Linked DNA regions of Homo sapiens: region 2 is linked to region 1. A link is a loop called in an ENCODE intact Hi-C map of the cell type or tissue named here. Cell type or tissue: PC-9. All regions are shown on one strand. Each heading gives the region's core, and the rest is flanking DNA. Links, peaks and the distances in the headings are about the cores only. Region 1 holds the start of LINC02473 (long intergenic non-protein coding RNA 2473). Region 2 has its middle 42 kb from the start of SOD3.

What was found. Hi-C counts contacts between places; a loop is a spot of excess contacts. Peaks named below come from ENCODE experiments on the same cell type or tissue, not always from the same donor. Only the 100,000 strongest peaks of a DNase experiment are listed, where the experiment ranks them.
Region 2: a loop joins it to region 1, with 14 times the contacts of the local background. A loop is called at or near these places in 3 of 110 quality-filtered maps.

The regions. Positions count from the first base shown.
Region 1 is chr4:24,649,731-24,665,065 of GRCh38, forward strand. LINC02473 (long intergenic non-protein coding RNA 2473) reads left to right here and starts at 10,170. Exons shown (of 2, transcript NR_183976.1): 1 at 10,170-10,313. It also overlaps the pseudogene ATP5MGP3. RefSeq lists an enhancer at 8,184-8,825. In PC-9, for the core only: no CTCF peak of the experiment used is centred there; DNase peaks (open chromatin) are centred at 6,481, 7,381, 8,491 and 9,661; H3K4me3 peaks cover 1,012 bases; H3K27ac peaks cover 3,594 bases.
Region 2 is chr4:24,745,572-24,760,906 of GRCh38, forward strand. No RefSeq gene overlaps it. Among named protein-coding and RNA genes, the nearest start is that of SOD3, 42 kb to the right of the region's middle. RefSeq lists an enhancer at 1,977-2,522. In PC-9, for the core only: no CTCF peak of the experiment used is centred there; DNase peaks (open chromatin) are centred at 8,110 and 9,200; H3K27ac peaks cover 3,117 bases.

The DNA of each region.
Region 1 (15,335 bases), core at 4,832-12,831:
GCTGACTGTTGCAGGAGCATTAAGATCCTGCTGTAATGGGGCACAGAATGGCAGAGGGATGGGACCGTACCGTGGAAGGACAAATAAATTCAGGAAGAAAGAGAGCGGGTATTTATTAAAGGGGTCATTTTGGGATCTTTCTTGTATTTTGACCAGAATGAACTTTGCTCACCATTATCCACAGCTGTTTCCTTTGCTTTCTCAACAGCAGTCATTTTTAAAGGGTTGGTTTTAAATACCTTTGACCTGAGTATAAGTTGAATTAAGGAGGAATGCTGGAGCATCTCTGCTTTGCCTAAATTAGAAAGACTAAAAGTAATCTAAGGAAATTGCTACAGAACCCTTCTCTGCTCTAAATTTAGCTCCCATTTAATCACATCAGTGTCGTGGTACACACGTGTCTTTTGGTGGCTCAGTGGGTCACAGCAAAGCCTGGATGTGGCCAGGGTGGTGGGTGCATTTTGTCTGTGGTAGGAAAAAGTGGAATACATACCAGCAGACTTAGCAATTGTGTGCCCCTCAGGAGGGACCAAAACAGAGCATGGATGCACACTGCCAATATATCCGAACTCCCTGGAAAACTGCAGAGATGCAGCGTGACCTCCACGGGAAATGAAGGTATCCGTCAGCTGAGTCCCAGCCTTCCAGCCAGAGCACCTTCTCCGTCACCCGTAGCTCTCACACGTATGTCTTCTCTCCCCTGCTGGACTGTGAGTGCCCTCGTCTTTGACGGGAGCCAAGGCTACTCCGTCACTGGGGGCAAGTCCAAAATGCTTTCAGAAAAAATGCATCCATAAAGAAGAAATGGCAATGCAGGATCATTCCAAAGCAGTGTTGTAAAAATAAGTGCAGTCTTTGCCACCCTCTCACCCCTTTTGCCCAGGTCTGTTTTCCCTTTGCAGGTGTGTAATTCAAAATATTTAACAACCAGGAAGGCATCAGTACTAATTAATCAGAAAAGAACAGGGCTTGCCCATGAAATCAATCCATGGGGCTCTGGGGCTGCCCATTGTGCAGCATTAACCCTTTAATTCCCCCGGAATTTGCTGGGTTTGCAAAGGCACACCCAGCGGGCTCAGGATAGCATCTGCTCACCCAGCAGTGTAGAAGTATTCCAACATTCCTGGTGCTTTCTTGCCTGAGTGCCAGCCTACCCAGTTCCAGGCACCTAGTTCTAATCTCCAATTGTGTGCTGAAGCTGGGCCTAGGCAAGCTCTCTTTGCATGGGGCCTGGATACTTTGATGGGGGAAGGTCACTGAGCTCAATCCTGGGGCAGGCATGGAGGTTGTAGAGAATGGTCCAAGGCCTGGTGGCCCAAGAAAGCAATGTCTGTGTAGCTCTGAGCTGGGCTGTCAGGACAGGTTACAGCCTCTCCTCAGATACAGAGGTGTAGTCACTGGCTTTGACACCCAGGAAATTCCCTAATATAGATGTGTTTCTCTGGGAAAAGCCTTCTTCTGACATTGAGACACAAGCTTTCTATTCTATCTGTTTTTTTTTTTTTTTTGCTTAGCCTATTACCACTATTGAAGAAAAAAATACCTTCCCCCATTTCTACTGTCTCCATGTCTCCCCGCAACCACACACACAAAAAACAACCCCAAAACAGCTTATCTTTTGGCGAACAAATTTCTGCTACTTCCTGGGGAGAGGAGAGGAACTGTTTTTATTGTATGCATTGGTGGAGGTGGGGATGGTGGGCTCATTTTTACTCCCTCTGCCCTCATTCATGCCTCCAACTTCTCTGTCTAGTACAGGAGTAGAGAGCTCTGACTCATAAGGTCTTTGAATATAATCATGGACTTGGAGGGGGTGGGCACAGGAGGAGAACAAGGAAGTGAGCTATTTTCAGTTTGTCAAAAATCCTAATAGAAAATATAGATTAACACTCTTGTGTGCAACTAGAGAAATTCAACTTGAGCTAGCTTAGGGGAAAAATTGGAGTTAATTGGCTCATGAAATCAATCCACAGAAATAAGTGGGGTGTGCTGAGTCTCAGCGACAGCTGAAGCCGGGCCCTAAATGTCACTGGGGCATTCTCTTATTCCCCATTTCTCACCTGTGCTCTTCTCCGAGTGTGGGCTCCATGCTGCAGGCCAGTGGTTCTCAACCAGAGAGGGAGAGCTATTTTACCTCCCGTGGGACATTTGGCAATATCTGGGGGACATTTTTGATTGTCACAACTTGGGGAAAGGTGCTTACTGACATTCAGTAGGTAGAGGCCAAAACTGCTGCTAATTATCCCACAATGTATAGAACAGCCTCCCAAAACAAAGAATTATCTCACTAAAAATGTCAATAGTAGTTGAGAAAGCCTGCTCTAAGACTAGTGTTTTAGTTTGTTCTTTGCTGCTACAACAGAATACCACAAACTGGGTAATTTATAATGAACATTAATTTATTTGGCTCATATGGCTGGGCGCAGTGGCTCATGCCTCTAATCCCAGCACTTTGGGAGGCTGAGGCAGGCAGATCACCTGAGGTCAGGAGTTCGAGACCAGCCTGACCAACATGGTGAAACCCCCTCTCTACCAAAGATACAAAAATTAGCCTGGAGTGGTGGCGGGTGCCCATAGTCCCAGGTACTCGGGAGGCTGAGGCAGAGGAATCACTTGAACCCAGGAGGTGGAGGTTGCAGTGAGCTGAGATTGCGCCGCTGCACTCCAGCCTGGGTGACAGAGCAAGACTCAGTCTCAGAAAAGAAAGAAAGGAAAAGAAAAAGAAATGTATTTGGCTCATAGTTCTGGAGGCTGGGAAGTCCATGATCGAGGGGCTGCATCTGGTGTGGGCCTTCTTGTTGCATTTTCTCATGCTAGAAGGCATCACACAGTAGAAGGGCAAGAGAGGGCCAGAAAGGGAGAAAAAAGGGAGCCAAATTTGTACTATTATGCAGAACCCATTCCTTCTACAACAGTATTAATCATTCATGAGGGCTCTACCTAATCACCTGTTAGAGGTCCTATCTCTCAGTACCACCACACTGGGGACCAAGTTCCAACAGATGAACTTTGGGGGATACATACAAACTTTAGCAGCCAGCTTTCTCCTGGAAACATAGCTGCTGGCAGCTCTCATACCCATATCTAATGGCTTTGGTGACCTAAGGGGGACTGAGATTCACTCACCCTGATCCAAATGTCAAAAATATCAGGGAATGTCTCCGATTGGTCCAACTTCATCCAGCGACACATCCCTAGACTAATCACTACGTCCAAAAGTTGAATGTTAGAAGGTCAGGGAACCCCTTTCCAGGGCCTCATGTTTGGAGTTGGGAAGAAATATTCTCAGAATGAGAAGGGTAAAGGGCAGGCCAGAAAATAGATGACAGTCAGGCCACGAAAGCTCCTAGTGAGTAATTTTAGTTTGTCTGGGAGGCAACATCTTTTAGAAGTAGAGATATGAGGCAGCAGGCAAAGAGAAGTGACCCTCAAAGGAGCAAATTCTGGGAACCATATTAATCGAGAACCCACCACTAAGATACTGCACAGGCCAGGCCAGTGTCCCATACTCCATACTCTTTATTCCCCACTCTTATTTTTATTTATTTATTTAGTTAGTTTTTTTGAGACAGAGTCTCTCTCTCTTGCCCAGGCTGGAGTGCAGTGGCGCAATCTCGGCTCACTGCAATCTCTGTCTCCCAGGTTCAAGCGATTCTCCTGCCTCAGCCTCCCAAGTATCTGGGATTACAGGCACCCACCACTACACCCGGCTAATTTTTGTATTTTTAGTAGAGATGGGGTGTCACCATGTTGGACCAGGCTGGTCTCGAACTCCTGACCTCCCAAAGTGCTGCGATTACAGGCATGAGCCATCGTGCCCAGCCCCCACTCTTCTTATGAAGGCAATTCCTGGGGGACCTGTTCTCCACTCAGAATCCTTGGGTGGTAAATGGCTATTTAGATAAACTAATTACTGCTAATGTTAGCTAGCTAATGAGTTATTCCTTCCAGATGACATAATGCCTAACCCCGTTATAATGTGCATATTCTTTCAAAGGTCTCTAAAGGAGGAAATAGTAGTAGAACTTCCAATCAAGTAGGAGCTTGCTGGGAAAATTTTTTTGTTGTGGCGGCCTTCCATTCAAGTCATTAATGCAGGTAGCAAGTTACGCTGTGTCTGAATAAGACAGGTTCAAGGTTAACATTTGCTTTTTTTTTTTTTTCAACTCTTATGTTGGATTCACGGGGTACATGTGCAGGTTTATTAACTGGGTATATTGTGTGTTGCTAAGGTTTAGGGTACAAATAATCTCATCACCCAAGTACTGAGCATAATACCAAACAATTAGGTTTTCTTTCTGTTTGTTTGTTTTGCCTTTTTTTTTTTTTTTTTTTTTTTTTTTTTTGAGACGGAGTCTCGCTTTGTCGCCCAAGTTGGAGTGCAGTGGCGCGATCTCGGCTCACTGCAAGCTCCGCCTCCTGGGTTCACGCCATTCTCCTGCCTCAGCCTCCCGAGTAGCTGGGACTACAGGCGCCCGCCACCACGCCCGGCTAATTTTTTTTGTATTTTTAGTAGAGACGGGGTTTCACTGTGTTAGCCAGGATGGTCTCCATCTCCTGACCTCGTGATCTGCCCACCTCAGCCTCCCAAAGTGCTGGGATTACAGGCGTGAGCCACCGCGCCCGGCTGTTTTGTCTTTTTTTTAAAAAAATTATTTTAAGTTCCAGGGTACATGTGCAGGATGTGCAGGTTTGTTACATAGTTAAAGGCAACAGTTAGGTTTTCAATTCTTATCCCTTTCCCTCCGTCCCTTCCTCCCCCATCTAGTATTCCCCAGTGTCTATTGCAAGGCCAGCATTTTCTGAAGTATGTTCTTCGAAACAGGGAGTCCCTGGATGCTAGTAATTGTTACTGAAAATAAAGATTTCATAATAAAATCCATTAGGGAAATGCTGGTTTAGATGACATTTAGTACAGTTTTTTACTATAGGACTCAGGGCTCTTAATAGAATGGGTGTCGTGACTCTCAACGAAGGAAGAATAATGTGTAGACTTCCCAACTTATTGGGCCTAGGAGCCCCTTTGCTGAGGCGCATTTTACATAGGACTTCCAGTCCTGTTTTGTCCTTTGTCCTTGCATAATTGCTAAAGGCATTCTCCTTTGTTCCCCAAAGTATATCAGTTTGGAGGATAAATTTTATGGTCACCTTATTGTAACAGGAGCAAACTTTGGAAAATGCTTTTCTGTTGTTACCTGGATTTCTGGAGAGCAACTTTTTTTTTTTTTTTTTTTTTGAGATGGAGTCTCGCTCTGTCACCCAGGCTGCAGTGCAGTGGCGCCATCTCGGCTCACTGCAACCTGGTCCATCTCTCGGGTTCAAGTGATTCTCCTGCCCCAGCCTCCTGAGTAGCTGGGATTACAGGCACATTCCACCACACCTGGCTCATTTTTTGTATTTTTAGTAGAGACGGGGTTTCACCATGTTGGTGAAACAATGGTTTCCTATTGTCCCCGGAATACTACTAAATTGATCCCCCATTAATATCAGCATTAGAATCCCAAAACCAAAGCACAGATTGTTTAAAATTAAACAGACCCTAAGCTGATTACATTATTAAAGTTGTTTTTTTTTGTTTGTTTGTTTTTTTTTTTGGTTGTTAAAAGACAGAAGCTAAACCTTAACAGGCCAAAAAAAAAAAAAGCTAGTAATTTGGGCAAGAAACTTAGAATCAGGGGACCAGCTTCAGGAACCACAGTTCCCTGATGCTTCCAGGATTTTCTCTCCAACCACAGCTTTTCTCCGCTTTAGCTTCAGTCCTTCCCACCAAGCAACAGAGAGTGGTTTCATGGGAGGAGGAAATAGGACAATGAAATTTTTGTTCTAAAGTCAAACTATGGGACAAAAAAATGATTCTTATAAAACGTTTTCCTTGAAAGTTCCTTAAATCACTTGTGAAGTACAATATATGTGGTTTGATGTATTCAACTCTGAATACATTCAAATGACAGAGGTATGCGGTAATATACAGAACATAATGAAGGATGCACATGCAAAACATACATTTCCAGATCTTTACTTACATGAAAAAGAGATGAGGCTGGGCACAATGGCTCTCGCCTGTAATCCCAGCACTTTGGGAGGCCAAGGCGGGTGGGTCACCTGAGGCCAGGAGTTTGAGACCAGACTGGTCAACATGGTGAAACCCTGTCTCTAATAAAAAATATAGAAATTAGCTGGGTGTGGTGGCACGTGCCTGTAATCCCAAGTATTCAGGGGGCTGAGGCAGGAGAATCTCTTGAACCCGTGAGGCAGAGGTTGCAGTGAGCCAAGATCACACCACTGCACTCCAGCTTGAGCGACAGAGCAAGACTCTTGTCTCCAAAAAAAAAAAAAAAAAAAAAAAAGGAGGGGGGTGGATGAAAGAATAAAAAGGAAGACTGCAGATGGTTTCTCCTAGCCACAGTCAGGGCGAAGGGCAGTGTTAATTCTTCAGTGTCATGTTCTCACTGGGGCGTGTCTCACTGAAGGGAAGGCTGGGAAGAGTTGCCTGTGCTGTTTTGACTGTGTTTGTTGATTTCCTCTCAATTCTCTAAATTCCATCACTCTCACTATAGAATCTTGGAAAAACAGACTTAACCTTTCTGTACCTCAAATATAAAATGAGGGAATGATAGAACATACCTCATAGTTTTATTGTGATGATAAAGTAGAATAATACAAGCAATGTATTTAGAACAGTACCAGGCATCTTTAAGCACCATGACTGCTACAACTGTTTGCACTGTAATAAAACCAATAGGGCCTCTGCTCTCTGGGGAGTTTTATTTTATTGGTTTTCTTTTTTTCTTTCTTTTTTTTTTTTTTTGAGATGGAGTCTAGCTCTGTTGTCCAGGCTGGAGTGCAGAGATCTCATCTCACTGCAACCTCCGTCTCCTAGGTTCAAGCAATCCTCCTTCATCAGCCTCCCGAGTAGCTGGGACTACAGACATGCACCACCACGCCCGGCTAATTTTTGTATATTTAGTAGGGATGGAGTTTCACAATGTTGGCCAGACTGGTCTGGAACTCCTGGCCTCAGGTGATCCACCCGCCTCGGCCTCCCAAAGTGCTGGGATTATGGGGGTGAGCCACCACGCCCAGCCTGGTTTTCATTTTCTGTGTTTTCTCCTCACCCCCAGTTTTTGTTTTGTTTCTTTGGTTTTTAGTCAGCCTTCTGACTGGTTTGCACCTTATGAAGAGAAATATCTTGTTTTTGTTTGTTTTGTTTTGAGACAGGGTATCACTATGTGGACCAGGCTGGACTCGAACTCCTGGGCTCAAGGCAATCTTCCCATCTCAGCCTCCTGAGTAGCTGGGACCACAGGCTCACACCTCTATACCTGGCTAGAAAGCTGCTTTTGATTCCTTCTTCAGAAGTCACACTCCATTATCACTCATTCAACAAATATTTATTAAGTAACTCCTATGGGCCAGGCATAATTCAAGGTGCTTCAGATGTAGCAGAAAACAAATCGACACAAATCCCCGCCCTTGTGGTCTTATGTCCCCATGGGAGAAGGGAAATATGAAGGAAAAAATGTCAAGCGTCTCCTGCTCCCCGGCTTATACTTCAAATTACATTGTGTTTCTCCCCTTCTCCTGCTGCAGCTTACGCTTATTTATTACTTTTTTTTTTTTTTTTTTTTTGAGACGGAGTCTCGCTCTGTCACCCAGATTGGAGCACAGTGGTGCGATCTCCACTCAATGCAAACTCCGCCTCCTGGGTTCACGCCATCCTCCTGCCTCAGCCTCCCGAGTAGCTGGGACTACAGGCACCCGCCACCACGCCTGGCCAATTTTTTTATATTTTTAGTAAAGACAGGGTTTCACTGTGTTAGCCAGGATGGTCTCGATCTCCTGACCTCATGATCTGCCCGCCTAGGCCTCCCAAAGTGCTGGGATTACAGGCGTGAGCCACGGCGCCTGGCCCTTTATATATATATTTTTTTTTTGGACAAATCTTATTTTATTCAGATAGCTGTCTGATCACACATGGTCAAAGAACGCTCAAATAATAAATCACATATAATCAGATGTTAAAGACTGGTTTTCAGCCAGGTGTGGTGGCTCACACCTGTAATCCCAGCACTTTGAGAGGCTGAGGTGGGTGGATCACGAGGACAGGAGTTCAAGATCAGCCTGGCCAATATGGTGAAACCCTGTCTCCACTAAAAATACAAAATTTGGCTGGGCGTGGTCACGCATGCCTGTAGTCCCAGCTGCTCGGGAGGCTGAGGCAGGATAATCGCTTGAACCTGGGAGGCAGAAGTTGCAATGAGCCAAGATTGCAACACTGCACTCCAGCCTGGGCAACAGAGTGACTCCGTCAAAAAAAAAAAAAAAAAAAAAAGATTGGTCTTTAAACATTATAACCATTCACGCCTCACTTGGCTAAACACAAAACCACATCCACACCTCAGCGACCACGAAACCATTCAGCACAGCTTCCTTAACTGTGAGCTGTTTGAAGCTACCAGTCTGAGCACTATTGACTATTGTTTTCAGGCTCTGACTAGCTCTAGGGAATCTCAACAGGGGTGGGAGGAACCAGCTCAACCTTGGCGTAGTACCAAAATGTGGCCAATCCAGGCTTTGCATAAGTCACAGCAGCGTTCACCAGTGCCCGGGCCTTTTCTGCAAAGTTACAGACAAATTGGGCTATGGTTCTGGAATGGAAAGTTCGTCACCCCGAACAGCCGGCTGAATGTCTACCTGTAACTTCTTGATACCACCTGCTTGCTGTAAACTTTTCCCTTAAAAACAAGGTTTTTCCAAGGGAAAACAAGGTTGAAACCAAAAGGTTTATTTGCAAATACCCTGGGTTTTCCCAGAAAGAATTTCAGGCAGCTTCCTTGCCCTTTGGCCTCATTGCTTACAAGTGACTTTTTCCTTTGCTGCATGTGCTGTGATATTTTTCTCTTTCTGTCTCCCTTTTTCTTTTTCTCTTTTTCTTTCTTTCTTTCTTTCTCTTTCTTTCTTTCTTTCTTTCTTTCTTTCTTTCTTTCTTTCTCTTTCTTTCTTTCTTTTTTCCTTCCTTCCTTCCTTTCTTTCTTTCCTTTTTTCTTTCTTTCTTTCTTTCCTTCTTTCTTTCTCTCTCTCTCTTTATTTTTTTTCAGGGTCTCATTCTGTCGCCCAGGCTGGAGTGCAGTGGCACACAATCTCGGTTCACTGCAATCTCCACCTCCCAGGCTAAAGTGATCCTCCCACCTCAACCTCCCAAGTAGCTGGGACTGCAGGCATGCGCCACTATGTCCAGCTAATTTTTGTATTTTTTGGTAGAGACAGGTTTTCACTGTGTTGGCCAGGCTGGTCTCAAACTCCTGACCTCAATTGATCCACCTGCTTTGGCCTCCCAAAGTGCTGGGATTACAGGTGTGAGCTCCTGCGCCCAGCCATGCTGTGATAGTTTTTCCTTGGTGCTAGTTCCCTTTCTTAAGCTGGAATTCCATCTCCCACTTGGTCCTTTCAGAGTCCCTTCTTTTGATGCAGGCAAGAAATCCTAATTTAGCATCACTTGTGATTATAATTAAGGTGCTGTTTACTCCCTCTTCCAGATCATTAATGAGGATGTTAAATGAGACCAGAATGAAACCGTGTCCCCATGGCATTCCGCTAGACACCTTCCAACAACTTGACACTCTGCCATTTGCTGTTTCATTACCCTTTGTTTACCTTGTGAGCTCAGGCCCTTGCTTTTGAAGGAGGCAGAAAGCTTACTATTTCTACTGCTGCATAGATGCCACTTAAAGGGTGGGGCTGTTAAAACCTGGCAGATTGTAAATGCATCCTTTTGAGTTTGAATTAAATGTGGATTATGAATAGAGCATTGTCAGTAAATACTGTTGCTCTCCCTCCTCTCAGATGCCTTTGTTTGCTCTTGACTTTCTGCAGCTGTTGTCTTTCTGGGAGCAGAGAAGGGTAGCTGTTTGCTGTATGCAAAGATATTGCTTGGATCAGCTTAACTACAAGTGTAAAGTTACACTGTTGCATGTGAAAGATGTGGTAGATGGATTGCATTCATGGCTCTAGTTTTTCTCTCCTCCCCATATCCATGCCCTTTACTGAAGTAACTTTGCAGTACACTCCCAACTCTGACTCTGCCAAGCCATGTGACTTTCTTTGACAAATGGGATTTTAGCAGACATAATGCAAGTGTAAGCTTGGAAAAAAGCACTACGTGTCTGCTTGCACTCCTGAGCCTCCACCATTGCTGTGAAAACATGCCTGGGAGAGCCTGCTGGAAGACAGTACCCAGAGCAGCGCCCCAGTCTCTCCAGTTGACTAGCCAGGACCAGCCTAGATCTTCTGACAACTGGATGACCTTCAGATATGTGAGTGAAACCAGCAGAATTTGCAAGCTGACCACCACCAGATGCATGAGCAATAAGTATACTGCTTATGAGGTCTTGTTTGTTATACAGCCTCAGCTATGGCAATAGATAGCTGATACAATAGCACACATTTGGAGCTTTGTGGACTGGGAACTCATTGATCTTCCAAAGATTTTCCACATGGTGGGTCCCTGACACGATCCTTTACAAGAAATGAGAAGGAAAAGTTTTCTAAATAGAGATTCAGAAGGACAAAACAGGCTCTAGCATCTACAGTAACCTTTAAGAGACAAGGAGCAAGGGAGAAAAGAGCCTCCATGGAGACTTCCAGAATATGCAGGGCACTAAAAAAACTCCTTTTTCCTTTCTCTTTCTCTCTCTCTTTTAAGTAAAACAAGGTCTCACTGTACTGCCCAGGTTGGTTTCAAATTCCTGGGCTCAAGTGATCTTCCGACCTTGGTCTCCCAAAGTGGTAGGATTATAGGCGTGAGCCACTGCACCTGGCCTTCTTTTTCCAATGAAGACAGAAAAGAGAAATGAAGGGTGACCTAATAATTAGAATGCACTGACTCTCCCCTAACCCTAGGCACTGGTTTGCTGTTTCATTTTCAAATATTTGCCTCCGGAAACAGTCAAATCACTCAGGCTACAGCCGAAAAATGCTCCTTTGGTTTATGGCAACGCCATTGTTACAGGAAAGGGGTTCCGATCCAGACCCTAAAAGAGGGTTCTTGGATCTTGTGCAAGAAAGAATTCAGGGTGAGCCATACAAAAAAGTGAAAGCAAGTTTATTAAGAAAATAAAGGAATAAAATAATGGCTGCTTTATAGACAGAACACCCAGAGGGCTGCTGGTTGTCTATTTTTATGGTTATTTTTCCATCATATGCTAAACAATGAGTGGATTATTCATGCCTCCCCTTTCTAGACTATATAGGGTAAGTTCCTGACATTGCCATGGCATCCATAAACTGTCATGGCGCTGGTGGAAGTGTAGTAGTGAGGATGACCAGCGGTCACTCTCATGACCATCTTGGTTTTGATGGGTTTTCAGTGGTTTCTTACTGCAACTTGTTTTATTACCAAGGTCTTTATGACCTGTGTCTTGTATCTCCTGTCTCATCCCGTAACTTAGAATCCCTTAACCATCTGGGAATGCAGCCCAGTAGGCCTTAGCCTCATTTTACCCAGCTCCTATTCAAGATGGAGTTGCTCTGGTTCACACGCCACAGACACTGAGACAGGTGGCCTTACGAAGATGGGTAAAGCCTGGAAAAGGAGTTTGCACTCCTTACTCTGAGTGGAGGCACATGCTTCTTAAGTGCACAAGCTTCTGAAGACACAGCCTCTACTTGCTCCTTGGGGCTTTTTTTTTTCTTTCTTTTTCTGGAGACCGAGTCTGGCTCTGCTGCCCAGGCTGGAGTACAGCAATCTCAGCTCACTGCAGCCTCCGCCTCCCAGGTTCGAGTGGTTGAATCCTGCCTCAGCCTCCTGAGTAGCTGAGATTACAGGCATGCGCCACCATGCCCGGCTAATTTTTGTATTTTTAGTAGAGACAGGGTTCCACCATGTTGGTCAGGCTGGTCTTGAACTCCTGACCTCAAGTGATCTGCCCGCCTTGGCCTTCCAAAGTGCTGGGATTACAGGTGTGAGCCACCATGCCTGGCCCCTGGGGCTTTTCTTACTCAGCAGCCCTCTAGGCTGCCTCTTCACAGCGGACACCCAACCTTAGAATGGGCAAAGTGTGGCCCCTGGCCAGCAGCCTGGGCATCACCCAGGAGCTCATCAGACCTGCAGAATCTCAGAGCCCACCCTCACCTAATGAATCTAAACTGACATTTCACTGGAACCACAGGGAATTTGTGTGCACATTAAAGTTCAAGGAGCACAGGTCTTAGGAGATGTAGAGCTCCTCTGGAAGGGCATATCATTTATTTGGGGTCCATCCCCACCTCTAGGTGGTGAGTTCTTGAGGGGAGGATGATACCTTGTGAGTCTTTGTATCCCCAGCACCAAGCACTGCGCCTAAATGTAATAGGAGCTCAAAACTAATTTGCTAAACTGCAGTGAGCTGATGTAACTGAACAGCCAGACTCGTCAAGCTTACTCCCCTATCTCGTGGACAGGACTTTCCTCTCCAGGATTCCTGAGCTGCCTGGAGCAGTGACCACCTTTAATGCACAAATTTGTCAAAACAAGGCAAACCCCACCTCCCCGCCCCCCCCCCCCCGCCCCCACACACACAGACCCTGGGCAGCTCTGTGCACTCCAGAGATTTAGGTTTGAACATTGTGATGTAAAGCACAACATCCAGTGCATTTGAATAAGTGAGTTTGGGATCGGCATTCTGCATATATTAGAATGTCAATGAGGAACTTAAATTAGGGCCCTACTAAAAAATTTGCTAGGCCTTCAACAGTGGACTCAGAAATAGACCAGCAGGCAGGGAGGGAGGAAGAGAGGAAAGGAAGAAGGTTAAAAAACTGGGAGAGTGACAGTCGGGGAGGGGGAGGAAAGAAAAAATAGGCTAGGGCTTATGGGACCTAAATTTTACCTTGTTATTTTCTAGTGGAACTTGGAATTTTTCACCCCCTCTCACGGTATCATTGACATTAAATATCCAATCTTCTCTGCCCCACATCAACTTGAGTAATAAACCACAGCCAAGGTTGGCTGCATCTGCTCTCTTCCTCCTTACTCAATTCAAGTTAAGAATGCTCACACCATACACTACTATTGGGATTTTTAAAATGATTTATTTTGCTACACAGTTCAGACCTTTGAACCAGGCTGGATGCTGGGTGCTTTGTTGACACAGTAGTTAGGGATAAAAGGGGAGTTTGGGGAATTGCAGAATTCTGACTTTCTATAAATCACTAATTTTATTGTAGTAAATAGAGGTCACCTCCTGGAACTTCAGTCGCCTGCCTTGAAAAATGGCATGAAACTATCAATGTCCATCTAAAGGAAAAAAACAGGACAAAGAGAGTGGAAGGGAAAAGTATTTTCTCAGTTTTAGCCAAGGCTGCATCAAGAATATGGCTAGTATGCTCAAAGCTATCTTTAAGAGGTGGCCCAGAAACTTCCCATTTCTTCTTTGAGCACACTGTCTATTGCCCCTGCCCTAGACGAGAGGCTAAAGGCAAAGAATGTGGCAAAGTAGCTGGGGTGTGGGGGACCTTGGACATTCAGTTCTGTCATGAGCTTAGAAGGGCTAAGCCAGAAGGGAGACTGAAGAGTGCACTCCAAAACTGTGCCCGATTCAGCTGAGAGTAATCAAAACAGATACCACATATGGCAGGAGCTGCAAACACAGGCAAACTCAGGGGCCATGGAGGGAAGGTAAATGGCTTGGGAGAGTTGCTAAACTGAGAGACTCTAGCTTGAGTTACTCAACATCTTTCTAACTCCTTCTTTCTTTTTTGTTCTCCTGTTTTTTCTTTCCTTATTTTATTTTATTTTATTTTGTTTCATTTTATTTTATTTTATTTTATTATTTTATTGCGTTCTGGGGCACATGTGAAGGATGTGCAGGTTTATTGCATAGGTAAACATGTGCCATGGTGGTTTGCTGCAACTATCCACCCATCACCTAAGTACTAAGCCCAGTATGCATTAGCTATTTTTCCTGATGCTCTCCCTCCTCCCTCCCTTATTTCTTTTGTGTGTGTGTGTGTGTGTGTGTGTGTGTGTGTGTGTGTCCAGGTCTCGCTATGTTTCCTAGGCTGGAGTGCAGTGGTGCGACCTCAGCTCACTGCAACCTCTGCCTCCCAAGCTCAAACGATCCTTCCACCTCAGCCTCCTGAGTGAGATTACAGGTGCATGTCACCAGGCCTGGCTAATTTTTTAATTTTTTGTAGAGAAGGGGTTTCACCATGTTGCCCAGGCTGCCTCACTTCTAACCTGTAAGACATAAGTGGAAGTCCCTGGAAAGTCTTCCTTTCTTGTATAAAAAAGCAAAGTCTTGCTAGGAGAGATTTTGTCCTTTGCTCCTTTGCCATTCCCTCCTCCTTTTCCTGCCTGAAACACAGATGCCATAGCTTGCTGTGCAGGAGCCATCTTGAGATCATGAGGACCAAACACTTCATGCTTAAAGACAGCAGAGCAGCAAGGCTGAGGAGCCTAGGTCCCTGCTGGCATTGCTCAGCCTCACTGCCAGCCCTGGACATCTAGCTGCAAGAAGAAAATTAACCCCTTACTTATTTAAGCCCCTGTGGTCAGGTTTTCTACTCTACACACAGTGATATGCTACCCCCGGCTCTATCCATTGTTGCTGTATAGGAATGCTGGCTCGGTGTCACAAGATTTTCTGATTTTTCAAGAGAAGATATAAATCTGGATTTTTTAAAATACAGAATTTCCCAGTTGGCAGTTGGTAATTGATCCCAATAGAGACAATTAATTGAATTTTTTGAAGACACACTTCCAATTTGTGATCTCTGATTTATAGAATCTTTACTCTGGGCCAGAGGCTATGCTAAGCATTTTATATAGATGATCACATTTAATCCTGACAACAGTGCTGAAAGTCATGCTATTATTACTTTTTTATATATAGTTTAAGAAACTGAGGCTCAAAAGTTTAGCTAACTTGCCCAAAGCTGTGTAGCTATAGAGAAAGAGCCATTATTACAGCTCATGCCTGACTTTGGACCAGGCATTGCTAATAATGTGAATAATATGGAGTCAATCCTCTATTGCCACATAATGCTGCTTGACAATCCACGTAGAAACTCAGTGGCTTACAACCAGAATTTACTCTCATGCTTATGGTTCTGTAGGATGACTGTGGTATGGGTGATCCCAGTTGGGCTCAGTTGCATGCCTCTGCTTCAAGCTGTGATTCCCGTGGGATAGGGTCTAGGCTGGGAGTTGGGTTCAAGTCCACTCCATGTGTTTTCACTCTGAAAGGGCAGTAGCTGTGCAGGGTATGCTCTTCCCTTGGGAGAATACCAGAATGTAAGAACCAAGCCCTCATCGGTGAGTGCATTTAAGGTCTCTAGTCATATTGTGTCTGCTAGCA
Region 2 (15,335 bases), core at 3,615-11,614, 95 kb after region 1:
ATAGCTATCATATATTCAATTCTGTCTCAGTCTCTTGGGGTTGCTACAACAGAATACCATTGACTAGGTGGCTTATAAACACCAGAAATTGTTCTCACATTTCTGGAGGCTGCAAAGTCCAAGATCAAGATGCCAGCAGATTCAGTGTCTGATGAGGGCTGGCTTCCTTTTGAAGGAGGTTCATAGGTGGCTGTCTTGTCCCTGTGTCCTCCCATGGTGAGAAAAGTGAGGGAGCTCTCTGGGGTCCCTTTTATAAGGGTACTAATATGGTTCGGCTGTGTCCCCATCCAAATCTCATCTTGAATTGTAGCTCCCACAATTCCCACATGTTGTGGGAGGGACAGAGTGGGAGATAACTGAATCATGGGGGGCTGGGTCTTTCCCATGCTATTCTTGTGATAGTGAATAAGTCTCATGGGATCTGATAGCTTTGTAAAGGGGAGTTTCCCTGCACAAGTACTCTTCTCTTGTCTGCCGCTATGTGAGATGTGTCTTTCACCTTCTGCCATGATTGTGAGGCCTCCTAGTCATGTGAAACTGTGAGTCCATTAAACCTCTTTCTTTTGTAAATTGCCCAGTCTTGGTTATGTCTTTATCAGCAGTGTGAAAATGGACTAATACAGGTACTAATCCCATTCAGGGGCTTAGTCACCTTATGACCTTATCATTCCCAGAGGCCCTACATCCTAATACCATCACATTGGGGGTTAAGTTTTGGTATATGAATTTTGGATGGGACACAAATATTCAGTCTGTAGCAAATACTTAGTAGTTTCCAGATGTTATACTGGAGGCTTTACCCTCATCATCTCACTTGAACTTTAACCTTCAAAGCAACCTTTTTTTTTGAGATGAAGTCTCACTCTGTCACCCAGGCTGGAGTGCAGTGGCAGGATCTTGTCTCACTGCAACCTCCACCTCCTGGGTTCAAGCAATTCTCCTGCCTCATCCTCCCTACTAGCTGGGATTACAGCTACTGTTTGTTGAATACATATTCCCTTCTCAACCCCTCCTACTAAGACTAATTGGATTTCTACTTTTTTGGTGTTTTGTGGAGGGGATACTTTCAATGTTGTCTTTGATCTTCATTTGGGTTGGGCTTGGGGGGTGCATTGGGAAGGAGGCCACACAAATAGAATTCCTTCTAGGCACTCTACATCTCCAGGGGATGCCTGCCTAAAACTTGCCTGCTTATGCAGAGGCTCAGGCCTTGCAGAGGGAGCTTAACTCCAATGTGTCAAATCCCAAGACTCCCATAATCATTAATAGCAGCTGCAAGCCCCAAGGGCTCCTTGCAAAAGTAGAAACAGCCACAGAAATGAGAAACTTTCTATTGCCTATAGCAAAAGAAAGCAAACTAAAATGGAGAAGGTGAGACTGACTATTATCCTTACTTTTTTTTTCTTTTTTGAGACGGAATCTTGCTCTTGTTGCCTAGGCTGGAGTGCAATGGCACAATCTCAGTTCACTGCAACCTCTGCCTCCCAGGTTCAAGTGATTCTCCTGCCTCAGCCTCCCAAGTAGCTGGGATTACAGGCACCCACCACCACGCCCGGCTACTGTTTGAATTTTTAGTAGAGATGGGATTTCGCCATGTTGGCCAGGGTGGTCTCGAACTTGTGACCTGGTGATCTGCCTGCCTCAGCCTCCCAAAGTGCTGGGATTACAGACTTGAGCCACCAGGCCCAGCCTTATCTTTACATATTATTAATAATGACAGTTTTTATTTGAACAGCACTTTGGAATTAAAAAAATGCTTTTTCCTGTATTATCTCTTCATTGCTCATCATGCCCTTTGAGGTATTACAGCCAATTTGCAGATGGAGAAACTGCTCACAGACAGGCCACAATAGAAGCTGGAGCCTCATAGAATAAGCTACCAGCATCCCTTCGTGAGAACCCATGTGTTCCCTGGTGTCTCTCCGGGATATCTTAAGGGAAATAAGGGCATAAGAGTGGTCAGCTAGATGAGTGACTAATTCTTCTGACTGTTATAGGTTTACAAACCCTTTTTTAAATTTGTTTTTGTTTGTAGGTTTGTTTTTTGAGAAAGGCGATATCAGCCAGGATGGGATTTTCCCCAAATAATTCTTTAGCAGAGTTTCAGAATCTTTACTTTCCACCTTGACAGTCCCCAGAGACCAACTGAAAGGACCTCACTTAATGTCTCATCCAAAGGGTATTTGCAGTACTGGCTTCATCATTCAAAGCAGGAAAGGCCTTTGTCATGGTCAAATGGCTTTAATGTGTTTTGAATGCTACATAAATTCAAACTTGATGGCTCATTTATTTGTTGGATTGAAGTTTTATACAATAAACTAAGCCTTGGTATTTACTAATAACTTGTGAACTGCCCTTTGTTTATTTAAAACAGCCAGAAGGCAAAGAAGTTGACCGAGTCCCTCATGGCCAATATGATGTTCAGATCCTGGCATTTCCTGGGACAGTTTATGGATCAGTGGGAAGGGTCATAAGAAGGTTGTTTGTGGAGAAGACAGGGGACACAGTGGGGAAAAGTCGAAGAAGGGGAAACATTGTAGGTGGGTGTTTTATTCCAGACTTATTTTGACGCAGCCCCACCATGGTGGCTTCAACCGCTGAGTTCAGTGAGCTGGGAATTCAGAGCTTTGAGTGACAGGCCAGGCTTGGCCAGTGACTTGTGGCATGACCTTGGGAGATTCATTGCTCCTACTGTGTCTCACTGTCTCACACTGAGAAAGGAAAGCAAGTGTAGAATAAATTCAATTCATCGTTCAAGGTGAGCTTCATTAAACTACTGTCCTTTCAGGAAATCTGTGCTCTTTACCCCTATCCCATCTGCAAACATTTCTCTCTTTCTGAAACTCCAATAGACATTATTTGTCCCCACAGATACTGTGGGTGAGAATACAGGCTTTGGTATCACAGCTGAGTGTGAGTCCCAACTCTGCCACTCATGTAAATTGAACACGGAGGGAATATTTTTGAGCTTCCATTTCCTCACCTGCAAAATGGGAATAACTATAAAGATAACCCGCTATGTTGTTGTGAGAAAGAAATGGCAACGGACGTGTCAGGTCATCCTGCATTTAGAAGGTATTCCTTATAGAGAGGAGCGATGTTAATTATAGGCTTATGTTTTGGGATTTGGAGTAGAGTATAAGTGCCGGAAGAGAAGGGACCCCATGTTTGCAGTTCTTTGCCACACCCAGTGTGTGGAGATGGACTTACTTTCTGTGATAATGGATGTTCACAGCCTGCCTCTCAGGGACGGATGATGTGTCTGCCACTGAGGACTCGCTGAAGGGCAGCAGCATCTTCAGATTCATCTGAAGGGTAAGAATGAGTCATGGGACACAAGTGGGCAAAATCTCCAACATCTCTACATTTCCGTAGCCGGGGAAATATTTCTTCCTGTTAAGATTGGATGACAGGGTCTGCCTTCAGCACCTTCCCATTTCCACACACTTAGAGATTCCAGCAGACTCATTTGCTGGGATGAGTCCTGGCCTTGAGAAAGATACACCAGGAAATGTTTCGCTGGACTGGATCCTCGACTTGAGTTTGTTGGTCTCTGGCCAACTCCTATCTGCTGTGCCTGTATGCTTGGGTCCTGACCTAGGCGTGCTTGGCCGTGAACTCCTCTGCCCTCTGCTGCAGCTGACACTGGCAGGCCTTTCCTCATTCTTCCATGCTGGATTCTTAATTTTGTTCCAGTAGCCACGTCTCCCCTGAGTCGCTTGGATTAATTCAGGTTGGTCTAAGGCAATCATTTTAGCCTCATTCACCAAATTTGGCCAATGAGAATAGAGCTTCTGAGTAAGGCTTCTTAGCTCTAAAAAAAAAAGGGTAAAAGTGATAATAAGAAGAGCTAGTACCCCTGTATCAGTCAGGGTTCTCCAGAGAAATAAAACCAATAAGAGGGGTGTGTGTGTGTGTGTGTGTGTGTGTGTGTGTGTGTGTGTATTAGGGTTCTCTAGAGGAACAGAATTAATGGAATAGATATATAGATATATATAAAGGAGAGTTTATTAAATAATAACTCACACGATCACAAGGTCCCACAAATACACCATCTGTAGTCTGAGGAACAAGAAGAGTCAGAGAGAGTTCCAAAACTGAAGAACCTGGAGTCTGATGTTCAAGGGCAGGAAGCATCCAGCACAGGAGAAAGATGTAGTCTGGGAGGCTAGGTCAGTCTAACTTTTTCATGCTTTTCTGGCTGCTTTATTATTTGCTGGCAGCTGATTAGGTGGTGCCCATCCAGATTAAGGGTGGGTCTGCCTTTCCCAGCCCACTGACTCAAATGTTAATCTCCTTTGGCAACACCCTCATGGACACACTGAGGATTAATACTCTGCATCTTTCAATCCAATCAAGTTCACATTCAGTATTAACCATCACTCTGTGTGTGTGTGTGTGTCTGTGTGTGGAGAGAGAGAGAGAGAGAGAGAGAGCCAGAGAGAAAGTTATCATAAGGAATTGGCTCATGCTATTATGTATTAAGCAGGCTGGCAGGTCGAAAGATCTACAAGCTGGAGACCCAGGAGAGCCAATGATTTAATTCCTGCCCAAACACAAAGATCTGAGAGTGAGGAAAACTGACAGTGTAAATTCCAGTTGAAAGGTTGATAGGCTGTAGACCCAGGAAGAACTCGTGTTTCCTGAAGGCAGGACAAAAGCCAATGTCCCAGTTGGAAGGCAGTCAGGCAGGAAGAATGCTCTCTTACTCGATGGGAAGGGCAGCCTTTTTGCTCTATTCTGGCCTTCAACTGATTGGCCGAGGCCCACCCACATTAAGAAGGGCAATATGCTTTACTCAGTCTACTGAATCACATGTTAATCTCATCCAAAAATACCCACACAGAAACACCCAGAATAACCTTTGACCAAATATCACCCTGTGGCCCAGTCAAGTTGACACAGAAAATGAACCATCATATCCCCATTCTAACTTGGTGTGGCTTGTGGATTGAATCATGTCCCCCCAAAAAGATATACTGTGATTCTAACCCTGGTGCCTCAGAATGTGCCCTTGTTTGGGAATGACTTCATTGTAGATGTAATTAGTTAAGATGAGGTCGTACTGGCGTAGAGTGGGCCCTTAATCGAATATGACTGGTGCCCTTATAAGATACGGACATGGAGAGAGTGTCATTTGATGATGGAAGAAGAGATTGGAATTCTGCAGCTGTAAGACAAGGAACGAACACCAAGTGTTACACTACACTGGACGCTAAGGGAAAGGCATGGAACAGATCCTCCCTCAGAACCTTTAGAAGAAACCAACCCTGCCAACACCTTGATTTTGGATTTCTGGCTTCCAGAACTGTGAGACTATGCATTTCTATTGTCTTAAGCTCCCAGTTTGTGGCACTTTGTTAGGGCAGCCCTAGGAAATTGATTCAATGTGTGACAGTGTCACTCCTTGGGCTGCTGTGCCATCCTGCTACCATGAGGTGTGCCCACAGATACACTGAGGGTGACAGCACAGAGTCAGGAGAACCTGGGTGTTTGATACATTTGTTGAGCTCCTGAATTAACCAGCTTGGAAACTCCCCTTCCTCTAAACTTCTTGTAATATGAGATAGTGCAAACCCTTATCGTCTCAGCCATTTGGGATTGAGTTTCCTGATTTTTAGAGACAAGTGCGTCTGATTGATGGATGGCTCTCATACCTTCTTCACTCCAGGCTCCTGCTCCTCTGTTCCTTGTCACAGTGAAAGGCATCATGATCAACCCAAATGCCCACGAGATAAACCCAGCCTCCATCCTTGGTGTTTTCCTTTCTGTCATCCTCCCGACTTGATCATTCATCAGGCCCCGCCAATATTGCCTCCCTATTCAGTCTGCCCATGCCTTCACTGCCCTGGTACTAAGCTTCCCCTTATGTGTTATCACAGCAGCTGAACTGTGCTGTCTGTGTCAACTCTTTGTTAACTTAAACTACCCTCCTCACCAGACCCAGAGTGAGACTCTGTAATATATAATTTCTCCAGGTTATTCTCATTGCTTTTAGGACAAAGGCCAAGTTCAAACTCCGTAGCATGTCATTCATGATCTGGCCCCTGGTAGTAATTTCAGCTTCATCTCTTAAGACTTGGTTAGACTTGTCAGCTGCTAAAGTTACCACTGTCTGTCTCACCTCAGGGCCTTTGCACAGACAGCTTCCTTGAGCTAGAATACAAGCTGCCTCCCTTGGCCTGCCTAACACCAACTCATTCTCCAGGCCTCAGCTCAGCCACTCCTTCCTCCAAAGGGCCTTTTCTGATTGGTCCTGCTATTGCTTGGTTGGATATTTTCAGATTCTAGAAGAACATTGGTGCTACGAGGAACATGGTGTGGGAGGCTCTGTGTTGTAGTGGCATAAGCACTAGATAGGGAGTGAGAAGATGCCCCAGTGTCTGACACTGATGAAGTAGTGGAGTCCTGGGGAAGTCCTTCTTTCTCTTGGGCTCAGTTGCTCTGCCCACAGGATGAGGGAGTAGGGCTATGCCAGTCATTCTCATGAGGGAGTAGGGCTATGCTAGTCATTCTCATGAGACAGTAGGGCTACACCAGTGATTTTCATGGGGTAGTAGGGCTATGCCAATGGTGTCCATGGGGGAGTAGGGCTATGCCAGTCATTCTCATGAGGGAGTAGAGCTATGCCAGTCATTCTCACGGGGGAGTAGGGCTACACCAGTGATTTTCATGGGGGAGTAGGGCTATGTCAGTGGTTTTCATGAGGGAGTAGGGCTATGCCAGTGGTTCTCATGGGGAAGTAGGGCTATGTCAGTGGTTTTCATGAGGGAGTAGGGCTACGCCAGTGGTTCTCATGGGGGAGTAGGGCTATGTCAGTGGTTTTCATGGGGGAGTAGGGCTACACCAGTGGTTTTCATGGGGGAGTAGGGCTACGCCAGTGGTTCTCATGGGATAGCAGGGCTACACTAGAGGTTTTCATGGGGGAGTAGGGCTATGCCAGTGGCTTCCATGGGATCATAGGGCTATGTTGGTAGTTTTCAAACTATGTCCTTCAGAGCTCTAGGAATTCTGGAGAAAGCTGCGCAGGTGAGAAGGAAAAAGAGCAAAAACAACCTTTGGATCCCACTCCTAATTCTATTCAGGTCTTTTTCAATATCTGCATCATATATTGTGCTTTTATAAGAATTTGTTTTGGAAAAAAGAGGCATTAATAGCTTGAAAACATTAGAAAACCACTGATCTTTATAACTAGGATCTTGCCCAGCTCAAACATTCTGTTGTAACACAGACACCTCCAGCAGAGAAAGAGAGGGAGACAGCTGAGGGTACAAAGATGATTATGACGAAGTCTATGAGAGGACATGAGGAGAGGACATGAGCTGATGGCTTCGGCCCAGTCAAACCTGGCACAGGATCTATAAAAGTGAGAGGTTTTGCGATGAGACTGGACATTTTGGGTTTGGAGTCAAAAGAACTGGGCCTGCTGGACTCCAAACCAGTGACTTATACCCTTGATGCTCAGTGTAATTACCCGGGAGCTTTTGGAAAGCATTGATTCCAGAGTCCACTCCTCAAATAACTGAATGAATCTCTAGGGGAGGGCTGTGGCATCTGAACCCTGCAAAGGAGGAACTGTGATTGTCTTGCTCACCATCATAGTCCTGGTGCCCAGCATATACGATCAGTAGGTAATAAGTAACAGCAAATATTTGTTGAATAAATAAGCGCATTTCATATTAGCAACTGACAGGCTTATATCTTCTTACTCAGATTACTGAGACTTCCTGAGGCTCAGTTTTTTCATCTGTAAAATGAAAAAGTAATTTCTACTCAGAAGTGGTGCTATGAGAATTAGGGATAAGTCAGGTACCTTGCAGAGCATATGAGACATAGCAGTTGCTCTGTAAATGGTGCTACAACCATTAGTGACAATTGATATGACTAAGATTCAGACCAAAAAATACTGGGTTCCAATAAGGCTGCCTTGTATCAGTCAGGAGACTAAATTATTCTCTGATGACAAATATCCTCCAAGTCTCAGGGGCATAACACAGCAAATATTTATTTTACCTGCATTACTTGTCCATCAAGGTTGACTAGGGGTTGTCAGAGTCTCAGTCATATGGAACATTGCCAGTCACCATGACAGTCAAAAGGAATACCCTGGAGCTCCTTCCACTGGCAAGTCTGATCCCAGAAGTGACCCACAACTGATTAGTCAGAAGCAGTCACATGGTTGCATCAACCACTGGGACCCAGCAAGTACAATCACACTATGCCCAGAAGGCAGAGAACTGAAACTTACATTGATGAGCAATGAGAAAGATAGCACCGTAGCTCTATAGAAGTCATGCATGACTCTATATACACTTAACTTCCAACAATGACAGCAGGAATCAACAACAGCTTGAGGCACAAAGTGCTTTGGGCATTTACTGTGTTTTGATACCCATTATTAATTCTTCTTTTTCTCTTTCTTTTTCTTTCTTTCTTTCTTTCTTTTTTTTTTTTTTTGGGACAGAGTCTCGCTCTGTCACCCAGGCTGGAGTGCAGTGGCACGATCTCGGATGACTGCAACATCTGCCTCCTGGGTTCAAGCGAGTCTCCTGCCTCAGCCTCCCTAGTAGCTGGGATTATAGATATGCACCACCACACATGGCTAATTTTTGTGTTTTTTAGTAGAGACAGGGTTTCATCATGTTGTCCAGGCTGGTCTCGAACTCCTGACCTCAAATAATCTGCCTGCCTTGGCCTCCCAAAGTGCTGGGATTACAGGTGTGAGCCGCCATGCCTGGCCTCTTTCTTTTGGAATCATCACTCAACTATAATGTTTAAACCACTTCATGAGATAAAATTTATATGCCAGAAACTTCACCTGTTTTAAAGGTACGATTCAATGATTTTTGTAAATGTTAGAGTTGTGGGACCGTCACCAAAATTCAGCATTTCCAGCACCCCAGAAATGTTCCTCATGTTTATCTGAAGTCAATCCCCACTCACACACCCAACATCATGCAAGTGTTAATCTGTTTTCTGTCTGTACATATATATCTTTTCTGAACATTTCATACAAATGAAATCATGCGATACATAATCTTTTGTGTCTGGCTTCCTGCTTCTGATGATGTTTTAAAGGGTCATTTGTGTTATCATAAGAGTTTCAAAGGTTTTGGAGGCTGATCAAGGAAAAAGATATGACCACGAGATGCAGTAATACATAACAAGCTTTATTGGGTGGTGTCTAGACAGGGTGGCCTAAGAAGGGAGTCCCTTACAGGATGAAACCCGAAGTTTATGGCTCTGAGGTCATCATCTAGGAAGGAAGTAGAGCAAGGGAATTCCTGAAGAGAAGCAGCAACAGAGAGAGGCTTGTAATAAGTTTTGAAGTGAAAGTTCTCCCACATTGTTCTTTTTTGAAATTGTTCTGGCCATTCTGGGACCTTTGCTTTTTCATATACATTTTAAGATAAGCGTGTCAATTTCTGAAAAGTACTCTGGCATTTTTATAGGGATTGTGTTGAATCTGTAGATTTGCATGGAGATGTGTGACTCCTTAACAATATTGGGTCTTCTGATCCAAGAACATAGAATGTCTCTTCATGTATTAAAATCTTTCTTATTTTCTCTCAGCAATGCTTTGTAATTTTCAGTGTGCAAGTCTTGCACTTTATTGGTAAGCTTATTTCAAAATACTCTAGTCTTTTTGATGCTATTGTGAAGGAAATTTTATTTTCATTTTGTAGATTGTTATGTGTATTATTATGTAGAAATACAATTGATTTTTATATATTGATCTTCTGTCCTGCAACTTGCTGTACTCATATATTCATTCTAGTAGTTTAAAAATAATTGGAGTGGATTCCTTAGGATTTTCTCCCCATACGATCATGTAATTTTTAAATAAAGACCATTTTATTCTTCCTTTCTAATCGGAACCATTTCAATGAAAAATATTTTTCTTACTTTACTAGCTAGAACCTCTAGCCACAATGTTAAGTAGAAAGTGGTGAGAGACATCTTGCTTTGTTCCTGATCTTGAGGGGAGAGCACTAGATCTTTCACTATTAAATATGATATTAGCTGTAAGATTTTTATAGATGCCCTTTATCAGGTTGAAAAGTTCCTTTCTATTCCTAGTTTGTTGAAAATGTTTTACTTGAATGAGTGCCGGATTTTGTTAAATGCTTTTTATGTATGTGTTGAGATAATTGTGTAGCTTTTGTCCTTTATTCTATTAATATAGTGCATTACACTAATTAATGTTCAGATATTAAACCAGTCTTGCAATACTGAGATAAACCCCACTCAGTCATGGTATATAATTCTTTTTATATGTTTCTGGATTCATTTTACTAATATTTTGTTGAGGAGTTTTTTATCTATATTCATGTGACTATTAGTCTGTAGTTTTATTTCCCTGTAATATGTTTGACTAGCATCAGGGTAATGCTTGCTTCATAGAATTCTTTGGAAAGTGTTTCCATTCTACATTTTCTGGAAGGATTTGTATTTTTATTATTTAAATATTTGATAGAATTCACCAATAAAGCTATCTGTCTCTGGGGTTTTCTTTGTGAAGAGATTTTAAATTCAATTTCTTTTCTTGTTATAGGTCTATTCATATGTTTTTATTTCTTCTTGAGTCCATTTGATAATGTGCATCCTTTAGTTTCATTTAAGTTACATTTAAGTTACCTAATTTGTTTCCATAACATTGTTGACACTAATCCCTTCTAATTATTTTAATTTCTGTAGGATAGGTAGTGATATTCCCCTCTTTCAGTCCTGATTTTTGTCATTTGTGTCTGTCTCTTTTTTCCCCTAGTCAGTCTAGTTAACAATTTGCCAATTCTACTGATTTTTTCCATGGAGCAAATTTTTCGTTTCATTGATTTTTCAGGATTATTTTGTTTCTATTTCACTGATTTTTACTGTAATTTTTATTATTTCCTTTCTTTGCATGCTTTGGGTTTACTTTCATCCTTCATTCTTGTTTCTTAAGATGAAAGCTTAAGTATTGATCTGAGATCTTTCTTTTTCTACTAACATAGGCATTTAAAGCTATAAATTTTCCTGTTGGTACTGCTTTAGCTGTACTTAATAAATTTTTGATATGTTGTGTTTTCATTTTCATTTACTTAAACACATTTTTCAACTTCCTTTGTGATTTTTTCTTTGACTCATTGGTTATTTTGAAGTGGATTGTTAATTTTCAAATATTTGTGAATTTCCCAATTTTCTCTGTTGAGGACATCTAATTTAATTTCTTGTGGTCAGATGTTTCTCCCCCAGCACCTTCAGTATGTCCTCCCACTGTCTTCTGGCCTCCTCTGTTTCTGATAAGGAGTCAGCTGTTAATTGTATTGTCCCGCTGTACATGACGAGTTATTTTTCTCTTGCTGTTTTCAAGCTTGTCTTTAGCTTTCAACAGTTTATATATTGTGTATCTAAATGTAGATCTATTTGTTCTTATCATACTTGGAGTTAATGGAGCTTCTTAAATGTGTAGATTAATGTCTCTTATCAAATTTGGAAAGTTTTTGGCAATTATTTTTTCAAATATTTTTATGCCCTTTTCCCCACTTCTCTTGTTCCAGGATTCCCATTACATGAATGTTGTTATGCTTGATGGAGTTCCACAGCTGTTTGAGAATCTGTTCAATTTTCTTCATTTTTTTCTTTTTTCAGATTGGATAATTTTTATTGATTTATCTTCAAGTTCACTGATTTTTTATTATGGCATCTCAGATCTGGTGTTGAGCCCCTTTAGTGTACTTTCCATTTTACTTACTTTATTTTTCAACTCTAGTTTTCCATTTGGTTCTTCTTAAAATATAAACCCTGTGTGTTGATATTCTCTATTTGATGAGTCATTGTCATTATAATTTCCCTTAACTTATAAAATATAATTTTCTTTAGCTTTTGAACATAATTTTACTAGCTGCTTTGAAATTTTTTTCTGTGAAGTCTGACATCTTAGAAGACTTCTAAGAGACAATTTCTATTGACTTTTCCCCTGAGCTTTTTCTACTTTCCTGTTTCTTTTGATGTCTTACAACATTCTTTTTGGAAATCAGAAATTTTAAATAGTATATTTTAGCAACTGTAAATTCTCACCCTCTCTCTAGGAGTTGTTACTGCTGATTTTGATTGTGTATTGACTTTCCTGGACTTACTCTATAAAGTCTCTCTACTATAATATGTGGCTGTGATATCTCTGCTAAAGTTTCTTTTTTGTTCTTACTTTTTTCCTAAATTTTAATTACTATTGTTAACCCTTGATTCAGCATAGCTTACTAACTGATCAGAGGTTGTGCTCAAACACATCAAGTCAGTAAAGCTTCTACTCTTTGCTGATGGATCACTATATGGATTGCAGAACACATTTAAATTTCAGGCAGTTTACAGTTCTGTCCCTGCTCTTACCTTCTATGGAGACTTTGTGCTTTCTTTGCATGTACACAAGATCTCACATTCAGCCAGCCATGTGTACATAGCTAGTGTCCTCTTCAGTCTTTTCTGCACATGCAGTCAGCCTTGCACATAACCACAGCCTTTCAGACCTTTAGGGATATTTTGGAGCTTAACAAGTCTCACTGTGGCTGTCTAGTTACTTAGAGCTCCCTGTCAAATTTCTGGCTATGCTTCTGATCTGTTGCTTATCCTAACCAATATTATAACCACAGACTAACTGCAACATTGGCCTTCCCCATTTGTTTGCTAATGAAATCACTATTGTGAATCAACTACTCTTTTCCATGATGTCTGAGGGCATGGGATATTTTCCATATTCATTTCAAATCAAGTCAGTCTTCTCTGGCAGAAAAGCTATTGGTTTTCACAGTATACCCTGACCTGGTAGATCTACTACACTGATGGAATTGAGGGGATGAGGGGTGCAGCCCCAGGTTAAAACATCAGAGTCCCAGTGTCATTGGCCCAGTGTCAGTAGGTTTATTTGAATAAACTATTCTAAATTTTTTGCATGCCTTTGGTCAATTTTCAGTGTCTCAAAGTTGTTTTTTGACAATTTTGTTCAGTTGTTTCTTCAGTGAAGAATTTGCTGAGTTCCTTTCTCTACCTTTGTCAAAGTTTCATCTCTTCAATATAATTTTGTTGTTATTGCTCTTTTGTGTGCTGCTTTGCTAGGACTGCCAACCAGAGACCCCACCCTTTTTCTTTTTGCCAGGAAATACACCTAAGACATAGCTGAGCCATCAAACACTCTTGTCCCAAATTTTAAATCTTGATAGGAGTGATACAAAAACTGAAAATAAAGTGTTATACTTCATTCATTTTAGCAGTACCCTGACTGGATTCTAAATTATCTCAGCTACCTCTGCTTCTAGGGCTCCTCTGGTTCTCATCATGTACAAAGCCTGGTTCTGTGGCCTTTCATCAATTCTAGAAGGACCCCCATGTCTGTCCAATAAATACCTTTCCTTCTCAAGTTAGCCAGAGCCTGTTTCTGTTGCTGGCAAACAAAGAATCTGACTGATACAGCTTTTCAAAGGATGTGCAGAAGGGAATCTTCTAAAGACTCCAGATAAGAGGCCAATTATTCACTTGACAGTTTTTGGGATTGCTGCAACACACGTGCACCTGTGGGACGCTCCTATGCCGGCGGTATGTTGTGTGCCTGATGAAATCCCACTGGAGGGGCCAAGTCTGCACCTGTCACCAGTCACAAAGAGGATCCAATTTTTATCCATTTCATCTGGAGAACCATCTGGGCTGGGAATAGCAGTAATAATAACAAATCATTGTCACCAGATTTCCACATAGACGGCACACTTTTTTTGTTGTTGTCACTCTTGTTAAACATCAAGTTTTCAAGTCTGCTGGTAAATAGTCAGCAGTGGTTACGAAGGCTGACCTGGCCTGTATGACACGGGATTTGGACTGGTCCTGAGAACATGGCATGGTGAGAACTGGCTACTGATAGTCTTTTCTGGAGGGACAGGAAGTTGGGGGGAATGTCTCTAGAAGGCCATCGTTGAAAGAACTATTCAAGGGAGTATTGGGTAGCAATGGCTTGCTTATCAACATCAGATGTAAAAACAATTTTGGGTTTTGTTTGATGTGGGCCAGCAGCAGAATGTGGCTGATAAACAAGCAATCTGTATTATTAAATAGCAGTAATAGAGGTATATTATATTAAACAGGCAAGTTGATAGTTCTCCTCTGTTTCACCCTTCTTAGAGCACTCAAAGTTATATCTTCATTTTAGACATCACACATTTTTTGTGCTAGAGACTATCAAGAACACATTTAGAGGAGAACAATAAAGATGGTGAATTGACTTCAGCTGCCATGTAATGAACACTGGAAGGAGCATTTAATTTGCAGAGGACAAAATAAGGGGGTAGAAATAATAGAGAATGGGAAGTAACATAGCTATTTTCAAAATCTACAGAAACGAGATGTGGAAGAAGGATAGCATTTGTTCTCTCTATCTCCAGTGACAGATCAAGGATCAACAGGCAGAAGCTACAAGCAGATATATTTTAATTCCATATGACTCTATATAAAATACTTAAATTCGTTTTCTATAATGTCACCTAGAAGTGGGCTTTCATTTTGTAATTTTAGTCAAAGTATGTATAATTGTGAGGACTAACACTGTTCGTTTATAAATACTGACACTGACGAGTGACAGGCAGGTGAAAGCTGTAAGAATTTTGTGTTTGGTTAAGGTTTTGTTCACCTACTCTTTTAAAAATTAAATGTAGTGATTCTTTCACAAGTTGTAACCTGTAGTAATAAATATGCATTTTCTATTTTGAAATTGATATAATACAAACCCTATTTATAAAACGGCTATGTATATTTTTAGCATTTATTTATTTTAGGAGTTTTGTAAAAATTTGCAGAACCATGTGTAGGAGCTCTGACAAATGAAGCAAGATACACGAATAAAGCCTTAGAAGAGAGATCAAATAGTTGACAAGTGAGAGACTAACAGTGAACCTGGAGGAAAGAGTGGGAATTAGAAGAAGAGCAAACAGTCTATGACTGTTAGAAGGAGTAGAGGAGAATAATCGATCACTGTAATCAAGGTGGATGGGCATAGCATAGAAAATGCTGTTAGAATGGTGTGCACTACATCACTCTTGGACAGTGGTACTATACTGTATACAGCCATTTAAATCATGGTCCCCAAGCCACAGGCATAAGACTCAGGACCACAGCTAGCTTGTCCAATAACTTTGGGTCAATTAGAAAAAGGCACACACTGGGCGGATGTAGCCCTGTAGGTGAATTGCTTAGGGAATAAAGTATAGGCTGGATTTCAGCTTTCGTACATGGCCGTCTGCTGAGCACCTTCATGCAGGGAATAGCTGTACCCATGGCTATGAATAGTCTCCACATCATCTATTCATATTTTCTGA